Regions from separate parts of the Homo sapiens genome. Here regions 2 and 3 are each linked to region 1. A link is a loop called in an ENCODE intact Hi-C map of the cell type or tissue named here. Cell type or tissue: PC-3. All regions are shown on one strand.

Region 1 (8,000 bases):
ATCTTTGTCCAATAACAACTCCTGTCTACAGAATCATCATATATATATTATATATATATAATATATGTTTATCTGAAGTTTAAATTTTATTGTGTGTCCTGTGTCCCCTGTCTTTAGATAAATAGATAGATAGATACAAACCTTCTTCAAACCCACTTTCTACTCCATCCAGTACCTCATTTCTCTCCTTCTCTTTACAGCAAAACAAACATTATCTACACTCATAATCCCCAATTCATCTTCTCACATTCTCTTGGAACACACTCTAGCCAAGTTCATTCTCACCACCTGATAGAAACAAAGCTCTTGTCAGGAATATAAATGACCTCCATGTTCTAAATCCAATGGTCTCATCTCATTTCTTATCTCTCACTTGATCTATCAGCAACATTTGTTACATTTGATCTCTCTATTCTTCTTGAAGCATTTTCTTCCCTTAGCTTCCAACTGATTTTCGTTCTACCTCACTAGCCACAAAGTTTTCCTATCCTTTGGTGGGTCCTCCTCATGTACCCAACCTTGAAATGTTCAGTGCCTCAAAGTTCAGCTCTGCTGAGCTCTTCTCTCATTGCCTTCATGATCTCATCTGACTAGAATCTGATAACTAACAAATTTCTCTCTCCAGCCAGACCGCTCCACTGAAATCCAGAGACACTATTTTCAGGGTCATCTCAGCATTTCTACTGGAATAACTAATAATCTTCTCAACTTTAACATGTTAAAAACTTACTTCCTGGTCAGATCATTATTTTCTCTTAAAAAATCTGCCCCTCCCACACTCTTCTATCCATCTGTTTGCTAAAGCACAATGTTTTGGAGTTATACTTGATTCTTCTTCTCTACACCATACATACACTCAATCAACAAATCTTGTTGACCCCACTTTCAGAATATATCTACAATCCAATCACTTTTTATCAGTTCTACTGCTACCAGTCTGATTCAGTTGTCTTTCACTGTGATGATCGCAATGGTCTCCTAATTAGTCTGCCTACGTCCACACTTGTCCCTTACATTCTATTCTCAATTCAGCAACCAGGGTGATACCACAGAAAGTAAATCTGTGCATGTCAGTCCTCTTCTCAAAACCCTCCAATGCTTCTAGCCTCACTTTTAAAAAAAGCTGAAAGTTCTCACAATGGTCTACAAACAGCATAAAAGCTGCCTTCCCTATTATCTCACTGTTCTCATCTTCTATTAATGCCCCCACCAGCAGCAGCTCATCCCACTCCAGACACATTGGGCTTTTTGCTGTTTCTCTAATATGCCAGCCATCCCCCTGAGTCAGGGATCCCCTGAGTCAGGGATCTACAGTATCATCTGTTTGAAATTTCCTTCCTCTGCATATCGACTAGCTCCCTTGTCTCCTTCCCAAGGCAGTAACATAGTAGGAACTGACTCCTGCCATGCTGTCTATCCTCCTTACCTGGGTTCTTTAGTTTTCACACATCGCCATTTAATATACTGTGCATTTAACTTTCATTTGTTGTCTATCTTCTGACCTTAAAGATGGAATTTTTTTTGTCTGTTCCCTCCACCTGCCAACCACTGATGAATCTCCAGACCCTCACACAGAAAATGTTTTTGCTAATCAACTTCCTTCTCTTGAGCAAGTAGGAAATCAACATTTTCCAGAACCCTCTGGCATTTAGAGTGGAGTTGTGTCTGACTTCTGGTCAATGGAATGTGTGTATAAAATTCATAAATAAGCTACCTCCAGCTTTGGTGCATAAAAAGCTTTCGTGAATGATGCTGTCTCTCCTTCTGCTCAGCATACTTGAAGGCCATTTGTTAAAGACGGTAGCATCTTATGGTAGAAGGAGCATGGTCCCAAATGATCGGCAGTGAGCTAAGGCACAAGTGAGAAACAAATCCTCACCTCAAGCTGCTGATATTTTTAGAATTTTTTAATGAATTAACATATCCCAAATAATATGGCACTCAATAAATATTTATGAATAAATTTAGAATTCTATATTATTTCTAATCTAACTCTCCATATAAGGTATAACATTGTTCCCTAATGTAGTAAACAAAATATAATGAATACATTTTAACCATTAGCTTTTATGTCTTTCTAAGTAGTCAGACCTACAAAGACTTTTGCGATGTATGCTCCTTTGTGCCCTTTGTACTTTTCAGAAACCATTCTCTTCGTCGTGGTTTATTTTCTTTTCTCTTTTCTAGTGTTGTTTTTCTTTGCTCAGTACTGCATTGACTTTTTGATGCTTCACTGTTGGTTCCCATATCTGATCTTATATATGAAAATCTTCACTTCTACCCATTTTTAATTTGCTCTTCTCATTTTTTCTTATTATTTGTTGTATAACCTACACTTCATAGCTGATAATGACAAACCTTGGGGATGATTTAACTGTTACCACAGAATGAGGATATTTTCTGATTTGTAAATTATCTATCATACAATATCTTCTTTTGTAGGTCCTTGGCTTGTCTCAACTCTTTTCATGAATATGCACAATAATAAGCTTTTCAAATTATTTTAGAATTTGAATCTGTTAGATATATAATCACCAAATAAAGGTAATGGAATAATGCAAATAAATTTTCTGTAATTCCTTATTCCCAAAATTTTCTGTGGATTTATCGTATCTGGTGTTGCTATTTATAAGAACTACTGTTATTTGTTTTTAGTATTCCCATATTTAATGGTGGGCTCACACAACCCTTTGAAGACTAGAGGAAATGGTATCCCTTGTGGTAACACTTAGGATTATTTTCAAATAAAACCTTTTTAAAACAAGTTTGATGTAGTCAGAATGTAGAGATAGCCTGGAATTAAAATGTGCGAGGAGTAGGTTTCTTAATGGTTTATTTCAATGGGATGTGAAGTTAGAATTGTTAAGAAATGCAGAATGCTAATTAACCAGAGTTAGAAAACTGGGGATGACAGAAAATATCCTGAAGTGAACTCCTGATTAACCTTCCTTATTGAAAGTTCACAGAGGCAGGTGATCAGATGGTACAAAGCTGTCAGGAGATCATGGCCATTTAGATTCCTGGGGGGTTGTTCCATTTAGTTATTCCACCAACCAGTAGGGGGAGACACAGAATACTCCTTTGCAATCTAAGCTCTAACTAACTCCGTTTCCTGGACCTCATCAGACCTTTCTTTGTCTGTAACAGGTAGAACAAGTTCGTCCAGTCTGACAAAGCTCACTTCTTTTATTGTTTTTGGTTTCTTGAATTACAGTTGATTTTGCATTCAAGTGACTCATTAAAAGGAGGGACTTGTGCGTATTTGGTGGTTTTACAGATACTAGATTTTATCTTTTTTTTGAAATAAATAAATGTGGCCTAAAATTTCTTGGTGAACCTGATTGAAGTTCAGCCATGTAAAGAATTAAACTTCACCCTATCTCCTAATCACTATCTCCAATAATCTTAGCCCAACAGTCAACTTTATAGACGTTACAAAAATAATTCTTACAGACCTAACAGCAATCTATTTTGAAATTTTAAAATGTCTATGATAGGTAAATTCACACCGGTTAGAAGGTCCAAGCTTTGTGTTTTATCTCCCAGGAATCATAGAATTTTGCTTTTATCTATTCATCAGTTCAGTTCTACAGATATCTGGGATCCCTTCTATATGCCAGCCCCAAAGTTAGGTAGTAGGGATAAAGATAGGTCCCAGCACTTGACCTTTGGATAGACAAACATTTAACACACAGTTTCTGAACAGTGTGACCCATGCAACACAAGAAATGTGGAAGAAATGTTGAAGTAACTTAGATAAGGTGAAATTAACTTCACCGGAAGTAGGGCATTGAGGTAGGCTTATAAAAAAGGCTAATACTTAAGCACGGCTTTAAAGAATAAATAAGAAAGAAAGGAAGGATTTCAGTAAAAATGGAAAGAGATGTGAAAAGGCATAAGATGAATAATGTATTTGGGTAATTCTCCTTTGTGTTGCTGGAAGATAGTGTGAAAGGGGGGTTTATGAGATAAAACTGAAGGGGCAGGTATAGGACAAGGGTAGTAGAGAATCATGGACCAGGGTGTGGGGATAGACAACAGAGCGAATCAGGAGGACAGGGCTCTCTTTGTCCAAGTGCTTGTTCAAACTTTGATGCTTATTCAGGCTCTACACTTGACACACCTGCTGACAAGTGTGTCATAAAGGAGACTATGGAAATATAGGTGAAATAAAAAAATCTGTGATCCCATTCCTTCAGAAAGGTTATCTTCACCTATTAGCAGAAGAGTTGTAGATATGAACTACTAGGTAGCACATTTCTCAAATATTAAACGGCATATTCAAAGATCATTTCAACTTCAAATTTATCTTGACACCCAACAATAGTTTTTCTTTCTTCAAGCTTTAATTTTAAAGATTAATTGGTTTATAGAAAGGCCTCAAAAGAATTTCTTGACAAGCAGATCTGTGGGTTCTTTAGATAAAAACAAAGGCAAAACAACCGTGAACGAACACCTATTTTGCTTTTCTCATTTTGATTTCTTTGATTAATAATTTTATCTAATCTTCTAATTTTATAGAACATTGAGTAGAGATGATGACTTTGGGTAACGGAATTCTTACTTGTGTTACATAAAACATATGTGGGTTGTTGCTTTTTAATAAGTCATTTGAAAAAATAAAGATTGGATGTGCCAAAATCCCCAACCAAATCGTACTTAACAGCCCTTTCTAAAAAGAAAATAAAACTCTTAAATGTTTACACAAAACCTAATTACCAGTTTGCAAGCATTTCAGGTGGTTGAAAAAGCATAGGCTTGACTAGGAAGAAGTAGAATAAGTAGACATACTATTTCCAGTAAACAAAGCAGAGGTCAGCAACTTCTGAGGTCATAGTCAAGATAAAGAATGCTTATATATGCTTTGCATAGGTCTCAGGTTTGCTTGTAGAAAAAGGGACAAAACAATAAAAATAAGGGGAATGAAGAAAAGAGGAGAAAGAACAGAGGAAACTGAGGCTAAGAAATAATGAGAAAAAGTAAAGTCATTTGGACCAAAAGGGTTGAGAACCCTGGGGCAAGGGGAAAAAGGACAGGGTAACCTTGAAGGACTAAAGCAAGTCCAGAGTGGCTGGAGCATGGTGAACAGGTACCTTCAGTTTTTTTGCACCTGAAGAAGGTAAGAATTGAGCCACTCAATCTGTTCTTTTCATTTGATTATTTCTTTCTCTATTTACCAAGTAACTCTTAACAATAAAAACAGTACCAATAAAATTGTTTTTGTTTTTCAGTGGAGACATCCTAATCTCAGGTCACATTTACTAATTTCTCCCTAGTTAAAAAAGATGTAAAAGTGACAAGTGAGACAATTCTAAAACATATGCTATTCTAGATGCTAGACTCAGATACTTGATGGAAATATGGGTAGTTTTCATTTGTTCATACCATGTAAGTGGAAGTGGAGAGATTTCCTGGCTCTGAGTGAAGACCACCCTTCTAAGTATCATGTTCTCATCTCTTTTTACTAGCTGTCTGCAGCTCATGCAAAATGTGATAGAAGATTAAAAAACTAGCCCACATATTCCTACAGAAGATAGCTACCGTGAAAATGAAGAAATTGTCCACCCTCTGCAGGATAATTATTAAGGAGACATCATCCAATGAAAAGAAACCCCAACCACCTCTCCACATTCAAGCAATTCCTTTAGAGCCTTTTGTTTTATTCCTGCACATTTTCTCACTCGATCTGAATTCTAGAGCCAACGTGTTTTTTATTCTTTAGTTTTGCTCTTAGTTTGATTTCCACTTCGATGCTTTGGAGTTCCTTACTATTTTGATAAATTTCCAATGGATACTGTCACCTGTGATACCCCTACTGAGTTGAGGCAATTGGCCAAAATCTTTCCAACAGGAGGTGTTTCTCTTTTGGCCATGTCACTCTGTCAATAACTGCTGATGCTCTTGGTCAATGGCTATGGTTAGGAAAGAAGTATAAATCATTTTAGTATTCTATTTGATCTTCTGATCATCCTCAAATTCCTTGCATTACAGTCGTCAGTGCAGAAAAACAAGGCTGGGAGGAATGAAACGAAAAACTTCCTCTCAGAGGAATGTGATGAAGATAACAAGTAAATTTTAAATGATCAGATTAAGGAATTCTATGAGTCTAGAATTGGCAAGCTTAGTTCTTTAAAGGGCCAGATAGCAAGTATTTTCAGCTTTATAGGTCATGCATACAGTCTCTGTTGCAACTACTCAACTCTGCCCTCATCCCATAAAGCATTCATGGACAATACATAAATGAATGAACATCATTGTCTTTCAATAAAACTTTATTTACAAAAACAGGCAGTAGGCCATATTTGGCCTGTGGTCCTGTAGTTTACCAACCCCTACTAAAGTACAAGATACTATTATATTAAATATATTTGACCTGAGGTATCATGAACATGCACTTACAAATTTCGCATTCCAGCAGCCTACAGAAGCAATTTCTGTTGCTCTTGTATACTGCATTGCTCATATTGACTTCATAGAAACCCTAAGGATAGAATGGGCTCATTCTGCAGATAAATCCACAGAGTGGGCTTTTACAATTAGAGAAAAACATTTGTAAAATAGAGAATCAACTAGAACTACTTTTTCTAATCAAATGATGATAATTGTGATTTAAGCTTTATTTAGCCCAAATTTTAGTCTGACTAATTCCCATTGATACCCACGTTGGCATTGAGACCATATGTCACTTATCCAATAACTTCGAAGGAACAATTGTGTCTTTTCATGTAAATCTTGCAAAGCTCATGGATCACTGACCTGCTTTAGTTGATGTGTGGCATATCAATTCATCCTCAAATACACACAATAAACCTACCCATCTCATTTTCTTCTGAGATTTTATTTATAAAGGAATTCATTAACATACACTCACTAATTTTGAACCAAGGTAGCTTGACCATTTTGATTTTTTTTTTTTTGGCCTGTCAAGATGCCAAAAGCATTTAGAGCACTTTACTAATTTCCCACTTGCCAAATTTCCATTTTAACTTCAAAGCAGTAGGAACCCAGAGACAAAACACAAAGCCCTCTTAGCTACCCAACTCCTATTGTCCTGCTTTACACTGGTTAAAAAAAATAAGTAAATGAAGGGCGAAACAGATTGTTTTTGAAACTGATAACACAATTTGTTCTCCTGCTTCATATGTTAGATTTCTGCCTGCAGCAAATATTTACAGCAGAGTTTTAACCCTCTCAAAATCAGCTTGATTATGTAAGGGCTGCAATTGTCTTTCAGAGAATACCCTTGACAATATGGCTTTACAAAAGAAAAAGTAGTGACCTCGGACACTGTCCTATGTGCATGGTCAATGTTTAGTTACAAGAAGACATGCAGACAGAAAACAGTCAAAAACTTGTTGTCAATTATTTAGCATTCCCATAAACCATTAGGCGGTCAAAAATATCTTTAATTGATTCCATCGCTACCTATGCTACTTATTATTTATTACTATAACAAACTTCTCCATGGGAACAGCTAATTGTACCTCCCTGGTGGCCACTTCAAGTGGAATAAGCCCTGCACAGTGCAGCCTAAGATATGCTGAAAGGTCTTCAGCTTTGGGGATTTGATTAAAACTGTATTACATGAACACATCAGCAACCATTGCCAAAACAAAACACTAATTTAAAAAATCCTTCTGCTTTACTGCTTAACACAATTGAAAGGAGCTTTGTGTGCATGTGTGCATGCATTTGTGTGTATGTGTATGTGGGTATGTGTGCGTGTGTGAGACAGAGAGACATGGGGAGTGGGAGCAGGAGGAGGGGTTGCATATGTTGTCTCGTTTGAAGACAATCATATTTAATGGAAATAATGTGGCATTCTGTGGCATAATAAGGCAAAAGAAAAGGGCAATACTGCCAGCTGCATTGTGGGTATAGGCAAAATCCCTGACCTGGTGATAAGACTGCAAACTATTGCGCCAGAAAGAAAATTGTACAAGAAGTAAATTATCTTGCCCAACCCTCCCTACACACACACACACACACACACACACACA
Region 2 (8,000 bases), 330 kb after region 1:
TTTGTACAACAAGGCACTAGAGTGCACAGTCCCTACTGAAAACAAGGCAGGTTTCAGGGAAACATGTCAGGCATTACTAGTTTGAAGCAACTATTAAAGTATCCATATTGGAAATTTCAAATTTAACCTACCATATTTCTATTTCTTATACTTTAGCTAACATATCTTCCTTCAGATTTCCCCACATTTTAACTTTTAAAAATTTACTATCATTTGGGCTTTTTACTAAAAATTTGCCTTAAATTTCTTTTCCTATTTTTGATGCTGTGTTTTCTGTTTATCACATGTTCATTCTTTTGCTCAAGGCTTGGGTTTGTGTGCCAAGATTCACGGTTGCCTTCCCAGATTTGGCTAACCTTTCTGGTTTGTGGGTGAAACGTGGGTGCTATTAGAGTGATATATTTTCATTTTGTTTCTCCTAAACTTACTCTCCCCTAGGAGGCCATCATTTCCTACACTTTTCTGCTTTACCTTTTGGCTTTTCTTTAGATTTGTAATGTAAACAGTGTGCCTAAGAGTGTATTGGTGGCTTTACAGAGCTTAATTTGCAAATTTCCCTTTTATCTCAGTACTTGTGCTAACTTGTTGCTTTTTTATGTGTAACAAAATGTTTATCTGACTGATTTTTCTCTTTTCCCTACCAGCAAATTCTGAAAAATAATTCTTGTTTTTTGTTAATGATTAACTGCCTTCAGGGTGCTAAAATGGTAGAACTAAAACCTAAGCGATAAATGAGGCATTTCTATTTTGGGTTACATTGTAATATTCTTTATTTTTACATGAACTATATTTAATAGATTGTCTAAATAATAGGATCATACTTATGTGGTAATGACCATTTATCTAACTGGGTAACCTACCCTAGATTACAGCAGAAGTGTTTATTGCTACAACAGATGTATTTACCAACCCAAACTTTCCTCTTTTGCCTAGCGTAAATTATTTGAAGAATGATGGCATCTTTTCCTTTATAATAACAAGTCAGGTCTCTTTCAAGTGACCCAAATTTTGTTTAACTCGGCCACGTATTTCTTCTTCCAAAGTATTCTATGGCTCAGAAGTGAGGGCGATTTGAACCAACGTCTGACTAGTACAGAACGCTCTTACTCAGTTCTTTCTAATGTTGGCTCCTCATAGTTTAAGGACCACCCTCCTTAGAGGATAAACATTCCGAGCGTTTCGAGGCTCCTGGCCTTTATTGCTGTACACGTTTCTGCACCCTCCGCGCTTCCCCGGAGAGAACTGCCTTCCGTCTGTACCCCTCCAGCCACTTCCTGATGGCTCCCTACCTCATTCCTCAGCGCCTGTCACCTGCGTACCCGCGCCCTTCTCCCACGGGGCCGGTGCGTCTCCCTGTCCCCCCACCTCGCCTGTCCCTCTGCGACGCTCCAGGCGTACTCCTTTTTGTGGCTTTTGTGGCGTGTGGGTGGTTGGTTAGTTTTCTCCCCTGGCCCTCGCCCCCTCCTCCCCGTCATTTTCCTTCCCCCCGCCCCCCGTGCCCGTCCTGCCCGTCCTGCCCCTCCTCCCTCCCACTCACACACCTGCCCCTGCCGCCCGCGCGCCGCGCGCTCCCCTCCCCGCTCCGGCGGACGCTGCCAGGGAAGCCCCCTCTCCTCCTCCCCTCTGCGCCCTCCCTGGCGCGTCTGGCGGCGGCCGGCGCTAGCCCTCGCACAGCGCCCTGTTATTCTGGGTATTGTGTGTAATAAATGTCGGGCCGCCTCACTCTAATCAAGCTCATTACAAATTCTTGCGCGCCCGGGGCCGGAAATCGTGCGCTCCCCCCATTCCCTCACTCATTCACTAGTTACTTGTCTTTCGGCTTTTTAACTCGCCGCCCCCGCCCCCTCCCCCAATCCCGGCCCTCCAGCCCGGGTTTTAATCCCCATCCCTTTTCCGCCCGCTCCGTGCACCCTGCCCCCCCACGCCGCCTTCCTCCTCGGCTCCGCACCCCCTTCCTCCTCTCCTCCCCCCTCCTCCTCCTCCGCCGCCGCCGCCGCCGCCGCCACTTTCTCGCTCGCTCCCGTTCCCCGGACGCGGCGGATGAGCCGGCCCCGCTGGGGAAGGCTCCGGGCGGCGGCGGGCGGCCGGGAGGAGGCTGCGTGCTCGGGGCTGGGGCTGCGAGCGGGGTGATTTTGTATTAAAATGAGGAGGAGGAAGAAGAGGCACCCACAGCGGCAGCGGCGGCGGCGGCGGCAGCAGCAGCAGGAGCAGCGGCGGAGAGGGCTGCAGCCCGGGCGGACGCGCGGAGCCGAGCGGGGCACGGCGGCGGCAGCGACAGCGGCCGGGATGAGTCAACTAATAATTTAATGGGGGCAGAGACGGCAGCGAGGGGTAGAGCTAGCGAGGGAGAGAGCGAGAGAAGCAGCCCCGTCCGGGGACTCGCGCTCACACTCACGCACACACACAAACACACACACACCTCTCCCTGTGCCACCCAGCAACACCCGGCCTCGTCACAACAACAACAGCCGCGGCCGCCCTCTATCCTGCCCGGGGGCCCAGCCGAAAGCCAGGGCGACTCTAGAGGACGCTGCCCGCCCCCCTCTTTCATTTCGGGAAACTCCTGATCAGTTTTGTCGGGGTTTCTGGGTTTCTTTTCCCCCAAAGTCCTAGTGCCATTGTGGTGCTCGTTGTTTACCTCGGACTCTGGACGAGTGAGAGCTTGGCGACTTTTTGGGGGGAGGGGGCGGGGAGTTTGTCGCTGCCTAGGCGGTGGAGGTGGCTGGGGGTGCCTTCTGATCTTCCTCCTCCTCCCCCTCCCCCCGAACCTCTTCTCTCCTCACTTGCTGGGACCCCAGACGCTCACAGCCCCGCGTCAATGGGCAGGGAGAGGGTCCTTGCGGCTGTTGTCAGCGAGGGCAGAATCAAAAGTGGCATTTTAGTGCCTTTCCGGGGCTTTTCTCGCGACCCCCTGCCCCCCACCCTCGCTGTCCCCCGCTAGATGCCCTCGTTGGGGGTGCGAGGCTGTGGGGAAAAGTTTAAGGTTTGTTAATATTAGTCGCGATTGTTGGCGAGGGGGGTGGGGGTGATTGGAAGGGAGGCGAGGTGGCCTTCCCAATGCGCGTTATTCGGGGTTATTGAAGAATAATATTGCAAGTGACAGCCAGAAGTAGACTTTCTGTCCTCACACCGAAGAACCCGAGTGAGCAGGAGGGAGGGAGAGACGCGAAGAGACCTTTTTTCCTTTTTGGAGACCTTGTCCGCAGTGATTTTTTTTTTTTTAAGAGAATCCTCAGTCACCACGTCGTTTCCCCAGCACCATCACAGTGTACAGCTCATAACGGGTTTTGCTTTGTTTTTACGATTTCCCCCCAACGAATCACTTGTCAGATCAATTTTATCTTCTTCCTCCTCCCTGCTTCCCACTCTCCCCTCCTCCCCATCGCAAACCCTGTTCTCTGAGGTTAGACATTTTACAAACCCCTATATGTTGGTTTTCGAATTGTGATTTTTTTTTTAAACCCCTTTCTCATGGCTACTCTTCTAGACGTTTATTTCTGCCCTTCCCCCGCTTAGGGGGGCGGGGGTAGGGGAAAGGAAAATAATACAATTTCAGGGGAAGTCGCCTTCAGGTCTGCTGCTTTTTTATTTTTTTTTTTTTAATTAAAAAAAAAAAGGACATAGAAAACATCAGTCTTGAACTTCTCTTCAAGAACCCGGGCTGCAAAGGAAATCTCCTTTGTTTTTGTTATTTATGTGCTGTCAAGTTTTGAAGTGGTGAGTTTCAGGTCGGTTTTGCTAATTTCACTCAGTAAAACTGCAGTGTTTCTGTTTCTAGATAGTACTTTGCTTCTTTGTCTCTTTAAAAGGTCACAGTGAAAGCTTGGCCTGGATCGTGCCGGCCATATGGAATGGATAAGGGCACAATCTTAAAATGTGATTATGGGGTTGTGTGGGGGCGAAGGAGGCGATCCAGCTAGAAACTCATTGAAAAGGATCTCGCTTTGCAAAAAATCGGTTCCTAAAAAACTAGAATTTCGAGATTTTCTTTCCTTTTAAAGGAAATAATTGTTGTTACTGAGTTCACTGTTTTATTCAGTAATTATCATATATGGTCTTAGTTTATGGGCAGATAAATGGGATTTTCAGAAAGTAGCTTGCTTTCTGTGTGGCAACCAGACATTGCACTAAAATGGGTTGTAACGTGTAACTCAAAAGAAACTCTTCAGCCTGGCATCTGTTGAGACCATAGTTAGTTCCTGCTGCTGTCATCCAAGCAGGCCTGTTGGAGGTTGCTCTTTTCAATCCCAAACTGAGGTTTGGTGAACTTTAGCCCGGGCATAGAGTTAAAATGAGTAAATTGGGTGTTTTATGCGCATTTAATTTTGGTTTGTAATGTAAAGCTTTTTACACCACGACTTAGTGTTTAATAGATGCTTATAGGTGGGTATTCAAAGGACAGTTTTTCATGACCTATATGATACTTTAGATTGTCAATACATTAAATTATAATGTATCACTTTCATTTGCTGTACAGTTTCTAGTGTTGTTAAGCCTCATGATTACTTAATATGTTTTATAGCATTAACTTTGATGCTGTTGTCTACACCCCCTCCCTTTTTTTCCTCTTAAATTGCCCCAAGGGCTAAAGATTTTTCTTTTCAAATCATATGTTTTAAAATTCATCTTCTGCTCTAGGATGAGGCAACCAATTTCAGAAAAAGCTCTGTGTTATCCACATGAAACGTTATAAAGAGTGTTTTGAATAAGTTAATAATCATCTCTTTCTAATTTTGGCTTTAGACTGCAGTTTAATATAATGGAAAAGAGTAATCTTGCTAAAAAGTGGTTTAAAAAGGCACATTTATTGTTAATGAACCTCATAACCAAAAACAGATGGGACCTCTATCAACGGTAAACCTTTAGTTCTCAGTGTGCCACTCTGGAGTACAAAGATAAATAGCCATTAATTTTTCTCAAACTTTATAGTTCTTCAATTGGCATTCTTAAGGTTGCTTTTAAACTTCCAGATTAACATTGCTGCCCCCCTTTTCTTGATTATATGGTAAGAAGTAGGCTATGGTTAAACAGAAGAAAAAATATTTACAGAAAAGCCATGCTAATACAAACTGGCTTTCAACAAATCCAGATTTAAATAGCTCCAGTGTAAGAATTTACAACAAAAACAAGCTATATCAAATTACTAGACAGCTAGGAAAAATGGTAATTATTCTCTCTGGTTTTCCTAAATATGATCCCCTTAGTTTCATAAGCTCAATACTTCAAATACCATCAAAGTTCATAAAATAATTCTACTTACCTGTTCTTATCAATTCTAATTAAAACTATACTTTAAAAATGACTTTGATATTGTCTAATCACTTTACTATAAATGATGGGAAAATTGATGTCTAATATATAACTGAAAATAATTATCTGTTAATTTTTTTGAAGTTAATTACAATGTTAATGCCATTGCATGCTGAGGTTATTTCTGAATACTGGATATTTTGTTTTACCAGTATCATCAAGGTTTTTTGTTTGTGTTTTTTTTTTTTTTAATTGAGCTTGGCACTTCAACCTAATGTGCATATCACGAAGTGTATTCAATTTTTTAAAAATATTTATTGTTAACAGCCCTCTATTACTAATGGACACCTAAATACTGACTCTAAAACACATGAGTTTTAATGCATCAGTACGTTGGATATTTGAAAACCCTTCACTTCTTCCTGTTTCTTTAGGGGTAAACTGATCCAATCACATCTTTGGCCCAAAACTTGACTAGGTCTGTCACATAACTCTTGGAACTTTGATAGTAGAAAACTTTTTCTATGCATTAATTTACAAAAGCCAATGGGGAGTTTAAAAAGCAGTTAGATGTTTGTTACCTTCTTTTGAGATGGTTTATGTTTTTTTCATAAGAATTAATATACATACACATATAAAATGTATACATATAAAACATATACATTAGATTTCTAATATTTTGAACTATGATCATCTTTCCATCCTTTATTAAAGTGTTTCTGCTGTATTTTGTAATGTGTTTCTAATTGTTAAAAATTGGGACTACGTAAATGCAATTTGCTGTTTTCTTTTTAGCTATACTTGTAATAATTCTTGTTCTAAAAGTAAGCCCATTTTTCCCCACTTAGTTTTTTTATAGGCCAGTTATCTTTTTATTCATGTGTATTGGTACAGTTTCCACAGATCATTTTGTTAATTTGAATAAGAATGTAATGCTATCATCTAGAAATATAGTAACATCTGTATCATATCTAGATAGGCCATTTTACAAATACATTATATTTGTGGAGAGATATCTAGAGCTAAAACATTTACATAGGACACATATATACACGTAGGTCCCCGCCCAACTATAACGTGTCTTCTTTTTAAATTCTGGCAGGTGATCTTTAGACAGTGACTGAGTATGGATCATTTGAACGAGGCAACTCAGGGGAAAGAACATTCAGAAATGTCTAACAATGTGAGTGATCCGAAGGGTCCACCAGCCAAGATTGCCCGCCTGGAGCAGAACGGGAGCCCGCTAGGAAGAGGAAGGCTTGGGAGTACAGGTGCAAAAATGCAGGGAGTGCCTTTAAAACACTCGGGCCATCTGATGAAAACCAACCTTAGGAAAGGTAAATACCTTCAAGCCAAATCTTGAAAAGCTGAAAGCCCTGTTGTCTACACAAGGCCACACTGTGTGGGGGTGGAGTGGCAGAACATGTTTTGTATACTCTGCCTTTATTCTCCTTATGATCGTACATTAGTTACATTCTGGGTCCTTAGTATCAATCACGTTGGAAAGTATAGCCTCCATGCTTGGGTGGAGCGTTCTACTGTAGACTGGAATCATGGAACATTTTGGGTAATAAGGACTGAATTAAATATAATGGTTTTAGTTTTGGCAGGGTCCATTCAAAAGGTGTTGTAGTCGAGGATTGTAGGCAGCTGTTTCTTCAAACTAACCTGATTAAGAATAAAACACTTAGGTGATTTGAGAGTTACCCTAGCTTCTTCCTAAGATTCTTAGTTGTAGGGCAGTTTCAGAGATCTTGGACATCTTATGTAGAAGTTTGGTAATGTTATTTTTTGTGGCTTATTTTCTTAAGAGCAAATTCATTAGCAGTAAAAAATCTGATGATTCTAGTTTTTTATTTTTGTTTTAATTGGGTATTTTTGATGAAGAAAGAACAGATTTAGGCAAGTTTATAAGGGGAAGATGTGTAACTGTGTGACTTTTTTCTACCAATATTAAATTGATGCAGTTTAACAACTTGGACTGTGTTTAACAGTGTTGTTCCTGTAAAGCAGTGCCTACCCTGGGTGTAATGCATGTGCCTCATAAGGAGCTTCATTTTGTGTCTGAATAACATGTATAGGAATCAGATTTTCCTTACATTTGCTAAGCAATGGATAAAAATGCTATATTTTAGCAACCAAGAATATTAAGTAGATAAAGTTAGAAGGCAGAGGAATTTCATTGTGTTTGATGCGTAACATTTATCATACAATCATTTATTTTTTCCTTGGTTTGGCGAAAACAAAGAATATATTGATCCTGAAATGAACAGACACAGCAGTCCGTATTGTTAGATCTTTATCTATTAAAAATGGGAAAACAGCACTTCAGCAAATTCTTTGGCCTCTACTCATGATTACCCTATTTATTGATTGTTTGCCAAGAATGTATGCATCTTAAGAAAGCCAGGGTAAGAGCATTAAAAATATAATTTATTACGGCTTTTCAAACAGAGTGCATTAATATTGTACTGTGAAGCACTGGGGCTGTATAAAAAAGACTTTCTGACGCCTGCAAACATGTAAGTTCCATAAATTCCTAAATAGGAGATTTCAGCTGTCTCTGGTATTATGTGATATTTGCACAGCAAACTTTAATGCCAGGACAGTTTTAGACAAGGATTCTACAGACTTCACTGCTCCTTATGGCAGACGTGCTGTTTACACAGGCTCATAAACCTTCAGCAAAAGCTTCTAAGACTGCCTTCAGGTTTAAATCATGTGGTATTTTTAGCATTCAGCAGTGACCA
Region 3 (8,000 bases), 310 kb after region 1:
AAGAAGTCACACAATGTGTTGCAGGAAGTCAGGGACCCCAAACAGAGGGACTGGCTGGAGTCACAGCAGAGGAACATAAATTGTGAAGATTTCACTTTAATATGGACACATATCAGTTCCCAAAATTAATAGTTTTATAATTTCTTACACCTGTCTTTACTGCAATCTCTGAACATAAATTGTGAAGATTTCATGGACATTTATCAGTTCCCAAAATTAATACTTTTATAACTTCTTATGCCTGTCTTTAATCTCTTAATCCTGTTATCTTCGTAAGCTGAGAATGTACATCACCTCAGGACCACTATTGTGTTAAACTGTACAAATTGATTGTAAAACATGTGTGCTTGAACAATGTGAAATCACTGCACCTTGAAAAAGAACGGAGTAACAGCAATTTTCAGGGAACAAGGGAAGACAACTGTAAGGTCTGACTGCCTGTGGGGTTGGGAAAAAAGAGCCATATTTTTCTTCTTGCAGAGAGCCTATAAACAGATGTGCAAGTAGGAGAGATATCGCTAAATTCTTTTCCTAGCAAGGAATATAATATTAAGACCCTAGGAAAAGAATTGCATTCCTGGGGGGAGGTCTACAAATGGCCACTCCGGGAGTGTCTGTCCTATGTGGTTGAGATAAGGACTGAGATATGCCCTGGTCTCCTGCAGTACCCTCAGGCTTACTAGGATTGGGAAACACCAGCCCTGGTAAATTTGAGGTCAGACCGGTTCTCTGCTCTCGAACCCTGTTTTCTGTTAAGATGTTTATCAAGACAATACGTGCACCGCTGAATATAGACCCTTATCAGGAGTTTCTGATTTTGCTCTGGTCCTGTTTCCTCAGAAGCATGTGATCTTTGCTCTGCCTTTTGCCCTTTGAAGCAGGTGATCTTTGTGACCTACTCCCTGTTCATACACACCTTCCCCTTTTGAAATCCCTAATAAAAACTTGCAGGTTTTGCAGCTCAGGTGGGCATCACGGATCTACTGATATGTGATGTCATCCCCAGCGGCCCAGCTGTAAAATTCTTCTCTTTGTATTCTTTCTCTTTATTGCTCAGACTGGCCGACACTTAGGGAAAATATAAAGAATCTATGTTGAAATATTGGGGGCGGGTTCCCCTGATAACAATGTTTCCCTCTAAGCTGGTGGCTACTCTGGCAGTTTGCCCTAAAAAATGGAAGACTTGGGCCATAAAGCTACAGGAAGAGACTGTTTAGCTGGCAGGTTATCATATGGACAAGGATTACTACCAGTAGCAGTAGTCTGCAGAATTGTGTACCACAGCTCTCTACTGTTGGGTACAAGATAGGCTGCACTATCCGACCTTCTTGTCATGATTCTTTGGAGCCACACAACTAATCCTGGTTAATTCTTTGTGAGGCCATATGATGTATGGCATTTCTGGGCCATAGCATTTAAATGTCTGCATGAAACCCTCCAGAGTGATCTTTATTTTTGCCATAACAACATGAAACATTCAAGATGGCAACTGTTCCATTAGCCAGGGACCTGGAGTGACAGACATGGAACAGACCAGCTGAACTGCAATGGATTCAAACCATAACCAAGAAAACGTTTGCTGTTACAGGCCACTAAAAAATTGGAATTGTTACTCCAGCACATTGCCTATCTTGACTGATAAACAAATTTGTTCTGTTTGGCTGCAACTGGCAGGACGAAGACTAACGGTTGGAAGTTTCAGGAAGACTAATTCTGTGCAATATAAGGTAAAAAAATATATATAAGGTAAAAACATAATAAAGTATATAAAGATGAAATACTTTTGAAATTATCCATTCACTTGCACAATATATAGTGAACTCTATTCTCTGGTAAGTACGGTATAGGTAAAAATCCTTGCCTTAATGGCGGTAAGTAGTAAGTTCCCCTTCACACCCAAAATATCTGCATTGAATGGCCTCTAAAGATTTGACAGAACAAATTAACTTTAAAAATACCTTCCAACCTAGAGCTTTAGGATCTCTGATTCCTCTGGTCTTAAGAGAAAAATATGTACATATATATATATATTTTTTCTTCCTCAAGTATTTCTTTGATTCAAACCACTAACTGATCCATTGTCTTTTCACATTTTGATGTCTTTTTTCCAGCAAATAACTTCCTTCAAGGCCAATGCTGTTTTATCCTTTCCCTTGATCTTTCTTCTAATATTTAGTAGGCAATATTTTATTGTCTATTCTTTTAAGGAAATAACCAGTGCAGCTTTTGATACCAGCTACTATTATTGGCCATTTGATATGTTCCAGATTTGTCTTTCAGTCATTTAAGTCACATTTGGACTTGTTAAAAAAATCTAGTAGCACAAATGTATTATTGTGTTAGTTCATTTGAGGTGCTACAACAAATTATCTTTGACTGGGTAATTTATAAGCAACAGAAATTTATTGCTCACAGTTCTGGAAGCTGAGGAGTCCAAGATTACAGCACCAGCAGATTCAGTATCTGGTGAAGGCTCACTCCTTGCTTCACAGATGGCACTTTTGTTGCTGTGTCCTCACACAGTGGAAGGGGCAAGGTAGCTAGATTCAGCCTGTCTTACAAAGGCACTCCTGTCACTCATGAGGGTTGAAGCCTTCATGACTTAATCACTTCCCAAAGGCCCTACTTCTTAATACCATCACTTTTGATATTAGGTTCTAACACATGAACCCCAATATTGGGGGAACACTAACATTCAGACCATAGCAACTAACCAAATAATCCAGATTAAATGCCCCTTTCTTCTGAAAAATGATCTTAGCCTTGTGCTATGAAATTTGTGGCCAACTACAATATTTTATTAACATCTGAGCTGTAAGGCTTAAGAGTTTATCAAACTATGTCATTTAATGCACTGCACCCAGAATTGCATAATTCTGTATTCTAACAGAGCCCATGTGCTTTCTATACAAGACTATTGGGAGGAAAAAGCAAATTCAAAAAATGAGGGGCAAAATGGTCTCGGTTCAACTCAGAGGAGCATATCATACTTTCAGTTATAGGGGCTTGGCTGATAACTTGGGGAAGCAGATGAGTATATAAGAGTGTAAGAAAGAAAAAAAAACCTTTTTTAAAAATTTCAAATTTCTGTTCAGCTTCATTTCAGGCTTTCAGAATTGGAAAATCAACTGCCTGCTACAATAAATTACTGTTAAGCAGTAATTAAATACCGAGAATGTATTTTTTTCCATTCCAAACCTGATGTCTTTCTCAGACACAGATATTGTTACTGGTTAGGAAATGCAGCATTTTGGTAAATTAAGGCAGGAGGATTTAATGTCTCCTGGGACCTGTGGGGACAGAAAGTGATCCAAGAAGGAAAACGTTTTACTATGTTTTGCTCATTATAATCATTTATACCTTTTTGCTTTGCTTTACAAAACTAGGAGTTGTGGTGGGCACTTGTATCTTTAAAAAGGAGGGTTGGTTCCCTAAAAGAACCCTAATTCATAATTTTAAAAAATTCCTATATGTTTGGAATTGTGGTCTCGGCATAAAATGATGATCAACTGAAAAAAGATGAATAACTTCCAGTGAATTCAATAACCATGGATGAGGGGAAAAAAGCAGCATGAATACATGCTGTATTCTCCTTTATTTAGAAAAAGCACACAAAAATACAGCAGAGTTGATGTGTTTGTCACCAGGGCTTGAAAGTCGAATCAACCACTGTGTAAAAGATAAAATAAGACTGCACGGATATCAGGATTTTCCCAGCGTGCTTTATTCATAGCCATCTGACACAACAGGACCTAACAGAGCTTTTAGGAAAAACTGAATTCTCAGCCCACAATCACTTTCCAGGAACTTCCCTGCAAACAGTGCTGTGCGCTGGCAGGATGGAAATCTTAGCAATCTCCCTCCTGCTTCCATAGTTTCCTCCTCTCTAAATAAAATTATTTATGGGGACTTAATGAGAGAGCAAGCCTTGTGTGAAAGGAATTCAAGAAAGTGCGGCTTCTAAAAATACACCTAGGCAGCTCTACAGTCCTTATTGTTACAACCTGACGTTTTGCAGTTCATGCCATGAACCTAACTACACTTCTTGCCAAATACACACAAGCGTACAAAGAAGAGGAAAAGTAAAAACTATGTTACTATGTTTTATCTTTCTGCAATCCCTTTGAGTAAACAGTAGTAATTTTCTGTTGACATACTCAATGCAAATTTCCCAAAGGCTACACAATACAAAACAAAAGACCTGTTAGCTTCCTCAGAGCTGGGGGGAGGAGAGGCAGGGGGAGAGAAATAAAGTTGATGGAGCTCCAGTTTCTCCTAAGCCTGCAGTCCTGAGCCTCCAGTCACCCTAGTCTTTTTGTAGAGATTTTTTGAGTTTCAGTCTCCACTTGGGAAGGTTCCTTGGCCCCTTCTCTCCCAATGTCAATAAAACCCTCATCTCTCCCGCTTTGCCCCCAGCTTTTTGGGGAAATTGGACCTTGCCTAGGCGTCTTGTTCCAGTGGGTTGAAAAGTACAGCTGGTGATGTGAGGATAAATATTTAAACTAATGGGCTGGGTCACAGCGTGGGGGTCTTCAAGAGAGGGCCTCCTCCTCCTTCCGCCACGTGCTCCTCACTTGGGGTGCAGGGCTCCTGGACAAGGGGCTAAGACGGACGAGGGTGGGATGAAGGGAGATGGACAGACCAGACTGTAAGTGAAGGAGGCCCTCTAGGAAACATCGTCTCGACCGAACATTGACGGAGAAAAAAAAAATGGCCCAAATGCCCCTAGTGGGGAAGCATACACCCCACGCAGGCTGGGTTGGGGTGGGGGTGCTTCGCGGCCTCTCACCTGACTTCCTCCTCCGCCTGCACACACACTACAGTAACCCCCTCTACTCACCCCCCAAAACCCAGCCAAACAACAAGCAACAAGAGGAAGCCGCAGGCGACAAGAGGAGGAGTGCGCGTGTTGGGGGCCCCCGGAGAGGTGAGGGGGCAGGGTTGGCGGGCGACGAGAACCGCGCCGCGCACCCCAAGCGCACCCCCAAGCGCCCACACTTACCCCTCGAGGCTGAGGGTCCTGTCTTCCGCGCCAACCCCCGTGTGCGCCCCCTGGCCCGCCCTCGCCCCTCCGGCCCGCCGCCCCCCACACCCCGGCCGGCGCGCTGGGAGGGAGCCCGGGAGCGGTGCGCAGCAGCGGCGGCGGCGGCGGCGGCTCGGGCTCGGCTCGGCTCGGGCTTCAGTGCGCCTAGTGTCGCCAGCGGCCGCCGAGGCTCCCACCGCCAGGGGGAGAAGCCGGGCGGGCGCTGGGGAGGCGGGCCGGGCCCTGGCCGCCCCGCTGGCCAGCCCGCGCCGCACAAGCTCCGAAGCGGCGGCTACGCGGGGTCCGCCGAGCCCCCGGGCGCAGCGTGCCCGGTCCGAAGCGCCACGTCTGGATGCGCGTCCCGGGTGGCTGCGGGCTCCCGCGGGGGACGCCCCGGCCGCTCCGGTGCGCCTCCAGACTGCAGGCGCCGCGACCGACGAGACGAGAGCAGCTCCCGCCGGCCCCTTCCCCCTCCCGCCCCCGCCGCCGCCCCCTCCCCCTTCTCCCCCCCCCGCCCGTTAACATCTCCTCCCTCCCCCTCCTTCTCTTCCTTCCCTTGGCCCCGCGCGCTCGCTCGCTCGCTCCTCGCCTCGCTCTCCCCTTTAAACGCCCACTTCGTATGGGGAAAGAGGACAACTTGAAGTCAAGTTGCAATTAACTTCCGCGGCAGCCGCAGCTCCGGCGGCGGCGGCGGCGGCAGGAGAGGCAGAAGCCGCCGCCTCGGAAGTCCGACGCCGGCGCGCCCGCCCGGGGAGCCGTTCTTGGTTTCAGGCCCGCACTCGACAGCCACCGCCGCCCCCAACGTCCATGCCTGAGTGAGTTCTGCTCTTTTGCCTCCCTTTTCCCCTTGCTACTCTTGCTGTTTTATCTCTGTCCCTCTTTTTCCGGAATCAATCCAAACTTCTCCGTAGCACCCACTCCTCGTCCCCTATTGGGGCGGCTGGGCTCCCCTCTCGTGGGCGCAGGGCTTCAACGGTCTTCCGAGCCCCTTTTCTCACGCAGACGGACCTTGGAGGGGTGGGCTGGTAGAGTAGGGGAGAGCGGTCGGGATGGGGGATTTGAAGATGCCATTCGTTTTCTGTCTGGGTGTGGACACACCACCACACCTGCCCAATAGACCCTGGCTGAACAAACTCCTTCAGGTCACCGGTATGGCCCCTTTTAGAAAAGGAAAGGGGAGTGGAAAAGACCGAAGGAAGCAAATGGGGAAAAGGGGAGCCTCTCGGTGCGTTCTGGAGCCGGGCGGGCAGTAAGGTGCCTGGAGGAGTGGGCTGCGGGAGTGGTAATGTTCCCCCACCGGATCGCGAGTCTGCTCAGCATCCTTTCCCGGTCCATCTCCGCCTCCCTCCGCTCCCTGCCTGCGCGGCTGATTGTAAGCATCGGCGAAGAGGGGCCTGGGAAGTTTGTGGCAACTTCTGCATCCCGGGAGCTACTCGGGCGCCGGGGCGCTCAAGTTGGAGCCCGGAGTTTGAAAGCCGCGGCACTCCTCATTTCGAGCCCTCGCTGGCTGTAGCGAGGCCGGTCCTGGAGAGGCTGCTGGCGTGAATGTGGGTTTGGAGTTGGGCAAGAGGCAGAAGAAAGGGCCGTCCTCTTAGCAGGGGCCGGGACATCACAGGTGCAGCCTCGCAGTCCACACCGTGTTTCCCTCCTGCTGTCCAGACCCGAGCGCGGTGGCCTTTTCCTATTGCTCCAGTGCTAAGGCTCCCGGGCCGGCAGAACCGGGGTTTGGGAAACCACGACGAGAAGGACGAAGCAGGCAGGTGGCAGGTCCGGGGAGTGCCACGTGCTTACTGGGGAAACGCAGTTTCCTCTTGGGATGACCTCAGAAGACCAACAGGGGAAAGGGGCATAGGGATCTCCTTGAAAGTTTTGGCCTTGGCCTCCACTGAGGTGTTGCAAATTTCACTAACAAATGTCAACCACAGGGTCCTCTCTCAAAGTGTCCTGGTTGGCAACTTTGACCTCTGCGCCCTTCCTTGGCGAACTTTCTCAGTGGCATTCCGGACTTACAAGCAAATGTTCTAAGACTTGGACTCCACATGGTTATAAAAGAGACAGGGAAAACAGAAGGATGCCCTATTCCCCAGAGAGAACCTTACTGCTCTGACTGACTGGGTTTCCATGTTTGCATCCTTGGAGGCCAGGGGACCTGACTTTCTCAAGGGGGTGGCGGGTAGGGTAAGAATGAGTAAAATGTTACCGCTCGGTGTCAGGTTTTGTCCTAAGCAATCTGAAATTTACGGTGTTTGTACTGCTGACAGAGTAACTCATCCCGTTGAAACTTAGTTGAAATTTACACTCTATCCAAAGTGGATTTTTCTGAGATGTCAGGAATGTGAGATTTATTCTGTGGTCAAATGTAGCTGCAAAAATCAAAAACAAAAACCCATACTTTAAGTCTGAAGAAAACCAAGGTTGAGGTGTTTGCTCTAAAAACCTCTCATCTCCTGTATGGTACTACTGCTATGATTTAGCAGTAGTCCTCTATTTCTATTGCATATTATTTTCTTAGAACAGTAGTACATTCATATACTGGCTGCTCCAGTCTGCTGGCAAACATTAGCATTCAAGCTTACATTTTTGACAAATGTGCAGACAGGAATAGCATGAATAGGCATCTTAAATATTAACAACCTAAGCATCTGTTGTGAAACAAATTTAATATATTTACTCTGTTTTTCTCACATTGTTAGAAAAGGTTATAATAAGTGCATAATTTCAACTTTAGTTAGCAGAAGTAACTGGCTGTATCTTTCACTACCTCTCCAAGTGTTTATTACACAATCATCAGACATAAATACTTTAATTAACTTGGTTAAGCACATTATTAAATACACTGTAGACAATGTGTATACTATATAAAATGTAACAGTAGCAAACTATGTATTCTATTTGTACACGTTTTAAATGACTATGCATTTTATAAATATACCAAATATGTTTATTCTTCATCTTCATTTGACACTTACTACTTCAT

The links. A loop is a pair of places that touch in the nucleus more often than their neighbours do. Peaks named below come from ENCODE experiments on the same cell type or tissue, not always from the same donor. Only the 100,000 strongest peaks of a DNase experiment are listed, where the experiment ranks them.
Region 2: it touches region 1 in a loop (4-fold over the local background); 12 of 110 quality-filtered maps call a loop at or near these places.
Region 3: a loop joins it to region 1, with 6 times the contacts of the local background. A loop is called at or near these places in 13 of 110 quality-filtered maps.

Annotation. Positions count from the first base shown.
Region 1 is chr3:18,753,361-18,761,360 of GRCh38, reverse strand. No RefSeq gene overlaps it. Among named protein-coding and RNA genes, the nearest start is that of SATB1-AS1, 310 kb to the right of the region's middle. In PC-3, CTCF peaks have their summits at 2,862 and 3,063 (motif pointing right); a DNase peak (open chromatin) is centred at 3,140; H3K4me3 peaks cover 295 bases; H3K27ac peaks cover 1,051 bases.
Region 2 is chr3:18,419,344-18,427,343 of GRCh38, reverse strand. SATB1 (SATB homeobox 1) reads left to right here and starts at 2,005. Exons shown (of 11, transcript NM_002971.6): 1 at 2,005-3,717; 2 at 6,353-6,587. The coding sequence starts at 6,377. In PC-3, no CTCF peak of the experiment used is centred here; a DNase peak (open chromatin) is centred at 3,803; H3K4me3 peaks cover 4,076 bases.
Region 3 is chr3:18,442,445-18,450,444 of GRCh38, reverse strand. SATB1-AS1 (SATB1 antisense RNA 1) reads right to left here and starts at 5,208. Exons shown (of 7, transcript NR_125803.1): 1 at 5,003-5,208. It also overlaps a transcript of SATB1 not described here. RefSeq lists a silencer at 5,083-5,302. In PC-3, no CTCF peak of the experiment used is centred here; no DNase peak of the experiment used is centred here; H3K4me3 peaks cover 3,324 bases; H3K27me3 peaks cover 2,762 bases.